Regions from separate parts of the Homo sapiens genome. Here regions 2 and 3 are each linked to region 1. Evidence: chromatin contacts called from ENCODE Hi-C or POLR2A ChIA-PET data. All regions are on one chromosome and are shown on one strand. Each heading gives the region's core, a stretch centred on a gene start or an enhancer-like site at or near the end of the contact. The rest is flanking DNA. Distances are from core to core; before and after follow the strand shown. Region 1 overlaps NFATC2 (nuclear factor of activated T cells 2). Region 2 overlaps NFATC2 (nuclear factor of activated T cells 2). Region 3 holds the start of NFATC2 (nuclear factor of activated T cells 2).

Region 1 (3,008 bases), core at 177-2,676:
ATGACAAGAGGACATGACCATCTTAGTCAATGGAGACAGTACATAAACTCGAATGCCAATATGTTGATCTGTGTGCCTGGAAGAAAAGTCTGAAAGCGTAGATAACTTCAGTTAGGGGGATAAGCTTTAGTGATCTCTTGTACAGAATGGTGACTATAGTAAATAATCATTGTCTATATTTCAAAAGTGCTAAGAGTAGATCTGAAGTGTTTTTACCACCAAACAATAAGTATGTGAGGTGATGGATGTGTTAATTAGCTTGATTTAATCATTCCACAATGTAAACACATATTAAAGCATCACATATTGTACCCCATAAATATATAAAATTGTTATTTGTCAATTAAGAGGAAAAATAAAATGAATAATAAAACAGTTTGGAATGAAAGAAAAGTTTGGAAGGATGTACACTCAAATGCTTACTTATTTTCAAGGGGTATTCTTTTTGTGATTTATCTTGTCTATTTTTTCCTGCAATGAGTGAGCTCTTAGTACTTTACACCAAAAAAAAAAAGGAACAGCAAGAATCAACAGATATTGATGCCTTTTTATCTTTGTATCAGGACAGTTAAGTTGCCACTAAAAATAGGCAGATCTTGAATTTGGTGGCAGGCAGGGGTGAGTCTGAATAACTTTCTCTTTGACGCTGAGGGTCTTTGACACGTGGAGGCCATGTTTGTGTGTCTCTGGGTTCTTATTGCTGAGCTGGTGGGGTGGATTTGCCTGTCTTAAAATGCATAGGCCAGACTTGGGGGGCTGGGGGTGGGGGGATTTTGCCTTTTTCTGAATCAGGAATCAGCCATACAACAGAAGAAACAAACAGGGCCAGTGGAGGCTGTTGCCACCTGATCACTTATGACCTGTAGGATAGTGAGCAAGTTAGTTAACCTGGTTGAGCCTCACCGTTCTCATCTAAAAATGGGATAACACTGCTCTTCTCTGAGCATTGTTATGGAGATTACATTAGCTATGTTTGCAAGCGATCCCAATACACTGTGTAGAAAGGTCTTCACCTATGGAGGGTGCAAAGTTTTCCTTGTGATGAGGTTGGATGGCGTCATTTATATAGCTAACTGTGGCGGGATGTCTAAATCACACGTCATTCCTCAGATCCGGTTTTTCAAGTAGCTGAGTTGACAAGGGGACAGAGTGGATTATTAATAGAATGATGCCCCCAAGCCTGCAGTTGGCTTCTTGGGTCCCTTTGATGGGAAGGTTGGTGGATGGAAGTCGCACCAAGCTGCAGCCTGGGCCCCCACCCCCGCAGACGCCACAGACACTCCCCTCCCGTGCATTCAGCCCTTCACGGTGTGCACTAGAAGCACTGCTTCTTCCTGGAACCTTTTCAACTGCCTGGGAAATTACAAGAAGCAGAAAACTTTCGCTCTCACCTTGGCTGCAGGAAGTGGCGTTTCCTTTGCTCGGGAGGCCAGTGACGTGGAGCTCCTGTATTGCAGAATGTGTCTGCTGTGCCTGGAGTGTGATCCGGCTGGTCCAGGCCACCGAGAAGACCTCACCTTTGGAGAAGCCTGAAAAGGCCGCCCCAAAGCCTCCTGACCGAGGTCTCCCGAAAATGGGGATGGTGGGGAGTTTGGAACCTGAAGGGTAGATCATGTCATCTCAAAACATCAAGTTCTATTTGCAAAACCCAAATCACTGAGTTTTTGGAGAAGCAAGTAAATGGCTATCTGTTCTTCTCATCAAACCTCCAGGGACCTGGCGAGGAAGGCTCTTCCAGAATGAGGCAGCTGAGCAGTTGGGATTCTGGGCACATTCTGTACCTTTTGTAGGAGGGGAGGATGGAGGGTGGACGGGAAGTATTCCTTTCATGAAAGATGGTGAGGTTTCTTCACCTGGCCCCTCTTTCCTCTGACACTCCAAGCCGGCAACTGTTGAGCCAGCCCACTGAGAAGACTGCAATTAGTGCCTGGGCTTTCCCATATGGGAGGCCTTCACGTTGGTTCTCACTTTGTTCACATTCATTCTTCACCCTTCCATTCAGTTCTGTAATATCACCTCCCTGTTTCGATTTGCGTCATCCTCCGATGACAAGGAAAGTTCTCGTTTCATGGGTACCTACCGTGTGCTGTGCTTTGGTGCCCAACAAAGGTCACCTTATTTCGCCTTTCAGAAGAGGCCTGCAGGGTGGGGGGTGATGTCTCCTTTTTATCTGAGCATATGGAAACTCAGGGGTGGAGCGATTGCTCACAGTCACACAGCCATCAAGAAGCAGAGCTGGCATCGAAATTCAGATATGTCTGACCCAAAGTGAAAAACTTTGTGCTTTCAGCTATACCACACTGCTTTCTGGTGTTACCCGGGGAGGCGGGGAAGGGACCCTCACCAGTGCCAGGTGGATTCTATCTGCTCACATTGTATAAGCCAGCCCAGCTCAACCCAGAGGCTGCTCTTCAACTCAGAGAGGCCATTCTTGGCTTTCCTAAAGAGGTTTTTCTCTCAAGGAACTACCGTTTTTGTTTGTTTAGGTTGCTGTTTGTTTCTCTCCCTCCATCTCCCTCTGTGCCCCTTCTTTTCTCCCTCCTTCCTGCCCCACTCTCTCTCCTGTGCGGCAGGAAGCACATTCTATTTTTTTTGAGACAGAGTCTTGCTTTGTGACCCAGGCGGGAGTGCAGTGGTGCAATATCGGCTCACTGCCACCTCCAACCCCCGGGTTCAAGTGATTCTCCTGCCTTGGTCTCCTGAGTAGCTGGGATTACAGGCACGTGCCACCATACCTGGCTAATTTTTGTATTTTTCACAGAGACGGGGTTTCACCATGTTGCCCGGGCTGGTCTTGAACTCCTGACGTCAAGTGATCTGCCCACCTCAGCCTCCCAAAGTGCTGGGATTACAGGCACGAGCCACCGCGCCTGGCCCCAGGAAGCACATTCTTGATGTTGCACCTTAGCACTTGCTTATTTTGCCTTTGAGGACCTGCCCTTTCTGACCTGTAGTAATCAGAGAGCAGAGTGGAATCCACCAAGCGCTGAGGACAGAGAGAGGGTGGC
Region 2 (3,067 bases), core at 519-3,018, 45 kb before region 1:
TTTCATGGATATTACAAAATGACCCTCTCTAGAGTTATAGCCTTCTATCTTTTGGTTTGGATATTAGCATCTTTGAGTAATAGTTTATTCCAGGTAGACTTTTCTGAACTTGCCTCATTCATTCAGCCAACACATCCTTTCTGAGGGCCTGTTTAGTGGCAGGACCATTCCAAGTGCTTAGGGGCATGGCGGAGCAAGAGTCCTCATGGCATTTGCTGATTGGTGGGGGTGGATCTCGAGGTCGAGGGAAGGGCAGACTGGAGGTCGAGGGAAACGGAGCACTCCACAGTTCCTCAGTCGTTATGGTGAGATGTGCACAGAACACAGCAGGGGCCTGTGAGTGGGGCCTGAGCTAGTCAAGTGGTCAGGGGTCCTTCTAGAAGCATGCAGTACTTAAGCCCAGCTCATGGGCATGAATGGGCTTTAGTCCTGTGGAGAAGGGGGCCTGGCAGTGGGTAGGGGAGGAGCTGTTGAGGCAGGGGGAGCAGCAAGTACCAAGGTCCCGGGGCAGGAAGGAGCTTGATGCTTTTAAAAACTCCCCTTTGCCAGACACGGTTGTTCTCGTCTGTAATCACAACACTTTGGGAGGCTGAGGTGGGAGGATCACTTGAGCTCAGGAGTTGGAGACTAGCCTGGGCAACATAGTGAGACCTCCTGTCTACTAAAAATAAAAAAAAATTAGCTGAGCCCGGTGGTGTGCACTGGTAGTCCCAGCTACTTGGGAGGCTGAGGTGGGAGGATTGCTTGAGCCTGGGAGGTGGAGGCTGCAGTGAGCTATTATTGCGCCACAGCACTTCAACCTGGGCAGCTGAGTAAGACCTCAAAAACAAAACAAAAATCACCACACTCCCCTTTGGCTGGAGTTCAGAGAGAGGGAGGGGAGAGAGTGAATGCAGGCGAGGGTAGATGCACAGGCAGGGCCCAGCCAGGCTGCCTGGCGGGGGTCATTTATTTTTACCTAAGAGCTGTGGGGAGCCATTTTGGAAGTAGGGGTACCATATGGACCCTAAGAGATCAGCTTGGCTAAACTGGACAGTATTTCCTCTAGGATAGCCCAGAAAGGGAACAAGGAGGCTGAGGCTCACTGGGGTGGCCACCTGGGGTCCCCCAAAGCAGGAAGAGGGCTTGTTTCTGGCTGGCAGGCCCCGGACATGGTTCTTATATTTACTTATTCTCTCAGCCACTCGGCAAATGTTTATGGGGGCTTGCAAGTGCCAGGCCCTGTGGTAGGTGCTTGGCAGACAATGCTGGGCCACAGTGACACGGGCCCAACACTGACGGAGCTCTGGGTCGAGTGTGGGGTTGTAAAATTCTCTAAAGGGCCAAGGAGTAAATATTTCAGGCTTTGGGGGCCATTCGGTTCCCAGACTACCAACTCTGCTGTTGTAGTATAGGAGCAAGCTGTAGCTTGCTTTGTTCACCCTGTGTCAATAAATAGGCTGGCTGTGTTGTCATAAAACTATTTACAAACACAACCCATGGGCCGCATTTGGCCCATGGGCTGTGGTTTGCCTGCACCTGGTTTGGCAGAATGAGATTCCCTAAACAGATACCTGGTGCGACGGGAGCTGTTAGCAGGCGTCAGTGGAGAAAAGATGGCAGGGAAAAGGGAAGGAGGGGATCTTTTTGATGGGTCGATCTCAGGAGGTGCGGGCTGAGCAGATGCAGGAAGGAACCAGGGGAAGTGGGAGGATCTCGCGGGGAGGGTTTCCAGGCAGAGGGAACCCAAGGCGTCTGAGGCAGGAGCTGCTTAAGTACGGCGAAGAGGTTGGAGGGGTTGTTGCTGACTCAGCTTGGGGAGAAGTGGGGAGTGGTGGGGGTGGGTGGCAGGCCGGGGCACATGCTGCGTTAGTGACTTTAGGTTCCATCTAAAGTGTCCAGAAGCCTTTATAGTAGGTTTTGAGAATGGACATTTTAAAGGCTGCTGCGTGACAAACAGACTGACAGAGCCACAGAGGAAGTGGGGAGGCCAGGGAGGAGATGACTGCAGTAGTCCCCATGGGAGAGGACGGCGGCTTGGACCAGGGTGGATGCGATGGAATGGGGAGACCTGGGAATCTAGTTTCTGTTCTGACAGTGGAGCAGTCAGGGCTGATGATGGATCAGATGTGAGGCATCAGAGTAAGGAGTCCAGGCCGCCCCATGAGCTGGCGGGGAGGTTGGAGGAGCCTCTGATGAGGTGGGGGGCCTTGGAGGTGGAGTTGCTGTGAGGGGTGGGTGGGTGGCACTAACTCCGTGGGAATTTCCCAAGCAGCCCCACGTGCCTGGACCTGTACAGGATGCAGTGAGGCAGGGTGTCTGCTAGAAGAGGGTCAGGCTGAGAATTAAATGACAGTGTGAGGTGATGGGTGGCAGTGTCCTTGGGTGGCTGACATAGAACATTCTACTTGAACAGCATTCTGCAGCGGTAGGGCCTTTCGAGGTGGCAGCAGGAGCCCGGGCTAGGCAGCCGCTAAAAGAGGAAGTTAGGTCATTTTGCAGTCATTGGTTTTATCTTTATTTTAGTGTATTTTATTTTATTTTTGAGACAGAGTCTCACTCTATCACCCAGGCCGGCATGCAGTGGCACAGTCTTGGCTCATTGAAACCTCCGCCTCCTGGTTTTAAGCGATTCTTGTGCCTCAGCCTCCTGAGTAGCTGGGATTACAGGCCTGTGCCACCACGCCTGGCTAATTTTTGTATTTTTAGTAGAGATGGGGTTTCACCATGTTGGCCGGGCTGGTCTCAAACTCCTGACCGCAAGTGATCTGCCCGCCTCAGCCTCCCGAAGTGCCGGGATTCCAGGTGTGAGCCACCACGCCCGGCCTGCATCCATTGGGTCTAATAGTTTGGGTGTCAGGTAACCTCTGTAGCAGTGACCCTGCCTGTTGGGGGGCAAGTGGCTTGCCTGTGGTATTTTTAAGCCTGCTAATTCCGTATCTTTCGGTGGGCCTTTTCCCCGCTCTGGGCCTCAGTTTCCTCATTTGTAAAATGACACAGATGAGACATGAGTCAGGAGCCCTGGATCTGAATGAAGCCACTTCTTGTACTTGGTGTGAAATCTGGGATTGAAGCCCAGGGCACTGTG
Region 3 (2,961 bases), core at 351-2,850, 61 kb before region 1:
TTAGATTCATCTGAAGTTTAAAAAAATTTTCAGGCCGGGCGTGGTGGCTCACACCTGTAATCCCAGCACTTGGGGAGGCCGAGGCGGGTGGATCACGAGGTCAGGAGATCAAGACCTTCCTGGCTAACACAGTGAAACCCCATCTCTACTAAAAATACAAAAAAGTAGCCAGGCATGGTGGCTGGCGCCTGTAGTCCCAGCTACTCGGGAGGCTGAGGCAGGAGAATGGCGTGAACCCAGAAGGCAGAGCTTGCAATGAGCCAAGATCGCGCCACTGCACTCCAGCCTGGGCGACAGAGCGAGACTCCGTCTCCAAAAAAAAAAAAAAAAAAAAAAAAAAAAATTAGGAATTCTGCTTCAGTGGGTTTGGATTGCAGCCCAGCACGGGAGTTTAAAAAGGTGTCCCAGGTGATTCTAATATGTGGGAAGGGTTGAAGACCACTGTTTTGATCTTTTCTACCTCTGTGAGTCTGTTTCCAACTTCAGCTAAGTTGGTGGAGCCCCCTGGCAGAGTTTTATTGGAGGGTGTTCTTTAGTTACTGGGTCCTTATGCAGTGTTTGCCAAATGTACCTGTTCATTAATGCTCACGTTGGGTGCTTAATTAAAAATACACATTCACGAGTCTGTATTCAGACTTATGGAATCAGAAGCTCCAGGGAGGGGCCTGGGAATCATGCTTTAAACAAGCAGCCAGGCGTGTTTGTCACTTGCCAACCGCCCCATCAGAACTGTACTCCTCGTTCTCCCTCCAGCACACCCAGCCCCTTCGAGCTCTGGCTCTGTGTTTTGGTTCTCACTGCCAGAACACACTTCCCCAAGATCGCCTCATCAATCAGGTTTCTTCAAATGTCACCTCCTCAGAGAGGTCCTCCTTGACCACCCAAGGGACTAAAGCCACCCCAACCTTTATCCCATACCCTGGTGAGTTCTCTCCTGGCCCCATAAGCAGATGCTTTTTGTCCTGTTTCTCTCCTTCAGGCCTCTCCCACTACCAGAGCCTGAGCTTCCGAGGGCAACAGTGTCTGGCTCCGGCTGGGTGCCCAGCACCTGGCACGTGGTAGGTGGCCAGGAGGCATAGCTGTAACGGGGGGGACTAGTGCTGTCAGTCCGATTCCTTCCTAGGCGCTGGGGAGTTGAGTTCAGGGCCATGCAGGTGTCTGAAGTACTGTGAAAATCATGCCGCCCCCGTGGGCACACGGAGACGCCTGGAGACACGGGTCTGCAATAGAAGGGGGTGGATACCCCCTTCCACCCCATGGAGAAGAAAAGCAGGAAAAAGTGTGGGGCCAGTGGGTCCCTTAGGGCAAAAGTCCTAGTGGCGGCAGCTTTCTTGTCTAGACCCTGGTTCGCGCAGCGCGTGTCGCACTCACCCGTGGAGGGTGGGAGACAGCGGCCGCCCCAGCGCCCAGCGGTGGCCCGGGACAGTGTGGTCAGGTCCGCGGACAGCCTCCTTCCTCCCGGCACCGGCCAGCCCAGGCCGCGCGCCCCTCCCCTCCGGTCCCCTGGTGGCGGCCCCGCCCCCGCCGGCCTGGCCGCCCTGTCCCCGCCTCCACGCCCCCCCCCCCCCCGCCTCCCCGGGCTGCAACAGGTGCCTCCGGAGCAGGAAGCTCGCGCCGCCGTCGCCGCCGCCGCTCAGCTTCCCCGGGCGCGTCCAGGACCCGCTGCGCCAGGCGCGCCGTCCCCGGACCCGGCGTGCGTCCCTACGAGGAAAGGGACCCCGCCGCTCGAGCCGCCTCCGCCAGCCCCACTGCGAGGGGTCCCAGAGCCAGCCGCGCCCGCCCTCGCCCCCGGCCCCGCAGCCTTCCCGCCCTGCGCGCCATGAACGCCCCCGAGCGGCAGCCCCAACCCGACGGCGGGGACGCCCCAGGCCACGAGCCTGGGGGCAGCCCCCAAGACGAGCTTGACTTCTCCATCCTCTTCGACTATGAGTATTTGAATCCGAACGAAGGTCGGTGGAGGCTACCCCTGGCCTGGCCCCTGAGCCCGCCAGGGGCTCAGGCCTGGGGACTGGGCACAGGAGTCCTCTTGGCTCCAGCCGTCCCCCTTCCTAAGGGGCCTGGAGGGAGGGTGCCCCTACCCAGGTGCCAGGGAGGGGAGGCGTCAGTGGCCCCTGCCACCCTTAGGGGGCGGTCGGCTCCCTCTTGCCCCTTAGGGGCACCAGTTTCTGGTTGCTCATGACTGCTCCCTGAGGGTCACTCTCAGCAAAACAAAAGGTGGCAGGCAGGTCCCAAGGCTGGGGGGCGGGTGCTGTCTGCTGGCCTCTTGCCTGGGACTGGGCTGTCAAAGGGCAAGGGACATGATTTCTGTGCCTTTGGAGGGAGGAGGTGAGGAAGCGAAGAATGGAGTTAGCAGGGAGGAGTTGCCAAAAAAAGAAGGAAGGGGGGTGCAGCTGAACCCAGTTATCAAGGGTAGGAGGCCGCTCCTTCCCTCCAGGCACTGAAGTGAGGCCACGCAGCTCCCATCACCTCCTGTGAGCAGTGGTTGACGGGGACTTTGTGTTGAAACTGAGGAAGAGGTTGTCTGTCTGATGCTGGAGAGGGTTAAAACCTTTGGTATTATAAGGCCGGCCCATTTCCTCCCTGGGTTCTGCTGCTGAACCCATCACTTACCACTCACAAGAGGATTGGTCTGAGCTATATTAAGTGATCTTCTACGCTTAGTCCTAATGGATGTGGTGGGATGGGGTAGGGTGAGGGGCAGCTGCAGCATGGATTCAGAAGGACACAGGCTCTTTCTGCCTGAACTTTGTCACTCTGTGCCTCCAACTGCCCTCAGTTGCTGGGGGCTGGGGACTTCCCCGGGCTGGGCCCAATGCTTATCTGTCACTTCACGTGTTTAACAGGAGCATTCGTTAGAGGGAGGAGGAGGAGGAGGGGGAAGCGGCCACACGCCCAACCTCACTGTGTATTTCTGGTTAGCAGGTTGTCTTGGAAAAAACAAAAAACCCAACCAGGCTTCCT

The links. Hi-C counts contacts between places; a loop is a spot of excess contacts on that map. ChIA-PET counts read pairs that join two places held with the same protein, here RNA polymerase II (POLR2A). Pooled maps may share reads with other maps.
Region 2: a pooled map shows a loop between it and region 1 (8-fold over the local background). The contact joins two enhancer-like sites. A Hi-C loop is called at or near these places in 9 of 168 maps with a recorded cell type or tissue (B cell, Calu3, IMR-90 and 6 more), 26 of 37 single-sample maps with no recorded cell type and 19 of 50 pooled maps. POLR2A ChIA-PET finds 5 or more read pairs at or near these places in 17 of 52 experiments (CD4-positive, alpha-beta T cell, CD4-positive, alpha-beta memory T cell, H1 and 11 more).
Region 3: a map of GM12878 shows a loop between it and region 1 (4-fold over the local background). The contact joins the promoter of NFATC2 here to the enhancer-like site in region 1. A Hi-C loop is called at or near these places in 15 of 168 maps with a recorded cell type or tissue (B cell, CD4-positive, alpha-beta T cell, CD4-positive, alpha-beta memory T cell and 12 more), 25 of 37 single-sample maps with no recorded cell type and 19 of 50 pooled maps. POLR2A ChIA-PET finds 5 or more read pairs at or near these places in 20 of 52 experiments (CD4-positive, alpha-beta T cell, CD4-positive, alpha-beta memory T cell, CD8-positive, alpha-beta T cell and 12 more).

What each region holds. Positions count from the first base shown.
Region 1 is chr20:51,479,874-51,482,881 of GRCh38, reverse strand. All of the region lies in intron 3 of NFATC2 (nuclear factor of activated T cells 2), which reads left to right. Among named protein-coding and RNA genes, the nearest start is that of MIR3194, 28 kb to the right of the region's middle. Within about 2 kb of position 1,426, at least 6 of the 41 ENCODE cell types and tissues checked have a DNase peak (open chromatin) inside an H3K27ac peak, as active enhancers do; they include CD4-positive, alpha-beta T cell, CD8-positive, alpha-beta T cell, GM12878 and 2 more, where a contact is called at or near this core.
Region 2 is chr20:51,524,677-51,527,743 of GRCh38, reverse strand. All of the region lies in intron 1 of NFATC2 (nuclear factor of activated T cells 2), which reads left to right. Among named protein-coding and RNA genes, the nearest start is that of NFATC2, 17 kb to the left of the region's middle. Within about 2 kb of position 1,768, at least 7 of the 41 ENCODE cell types and tissues checked have a DNase peak (open chromatin) inside an H3K27ac peak, as active enhancers do; they include CD4-positive, alpha-beta T cell and OCI-LY7, where a contact is called at or near this core.
Region 3 is chr20:51,541,358-51,544,318 of GRCh38, reverse strand. NFATC2 (nuclear factor of activated T cells 2) reads left to right here and starts at 1,600. Exons shown (of 11, transcript NM_012340.5): 1 at 1,600-1,949. The coding sequence starts at 1,820. RefSeq lists silencers at 1,586-1,745, 1,756-1,865 and an enhancer at 2,630-2,961.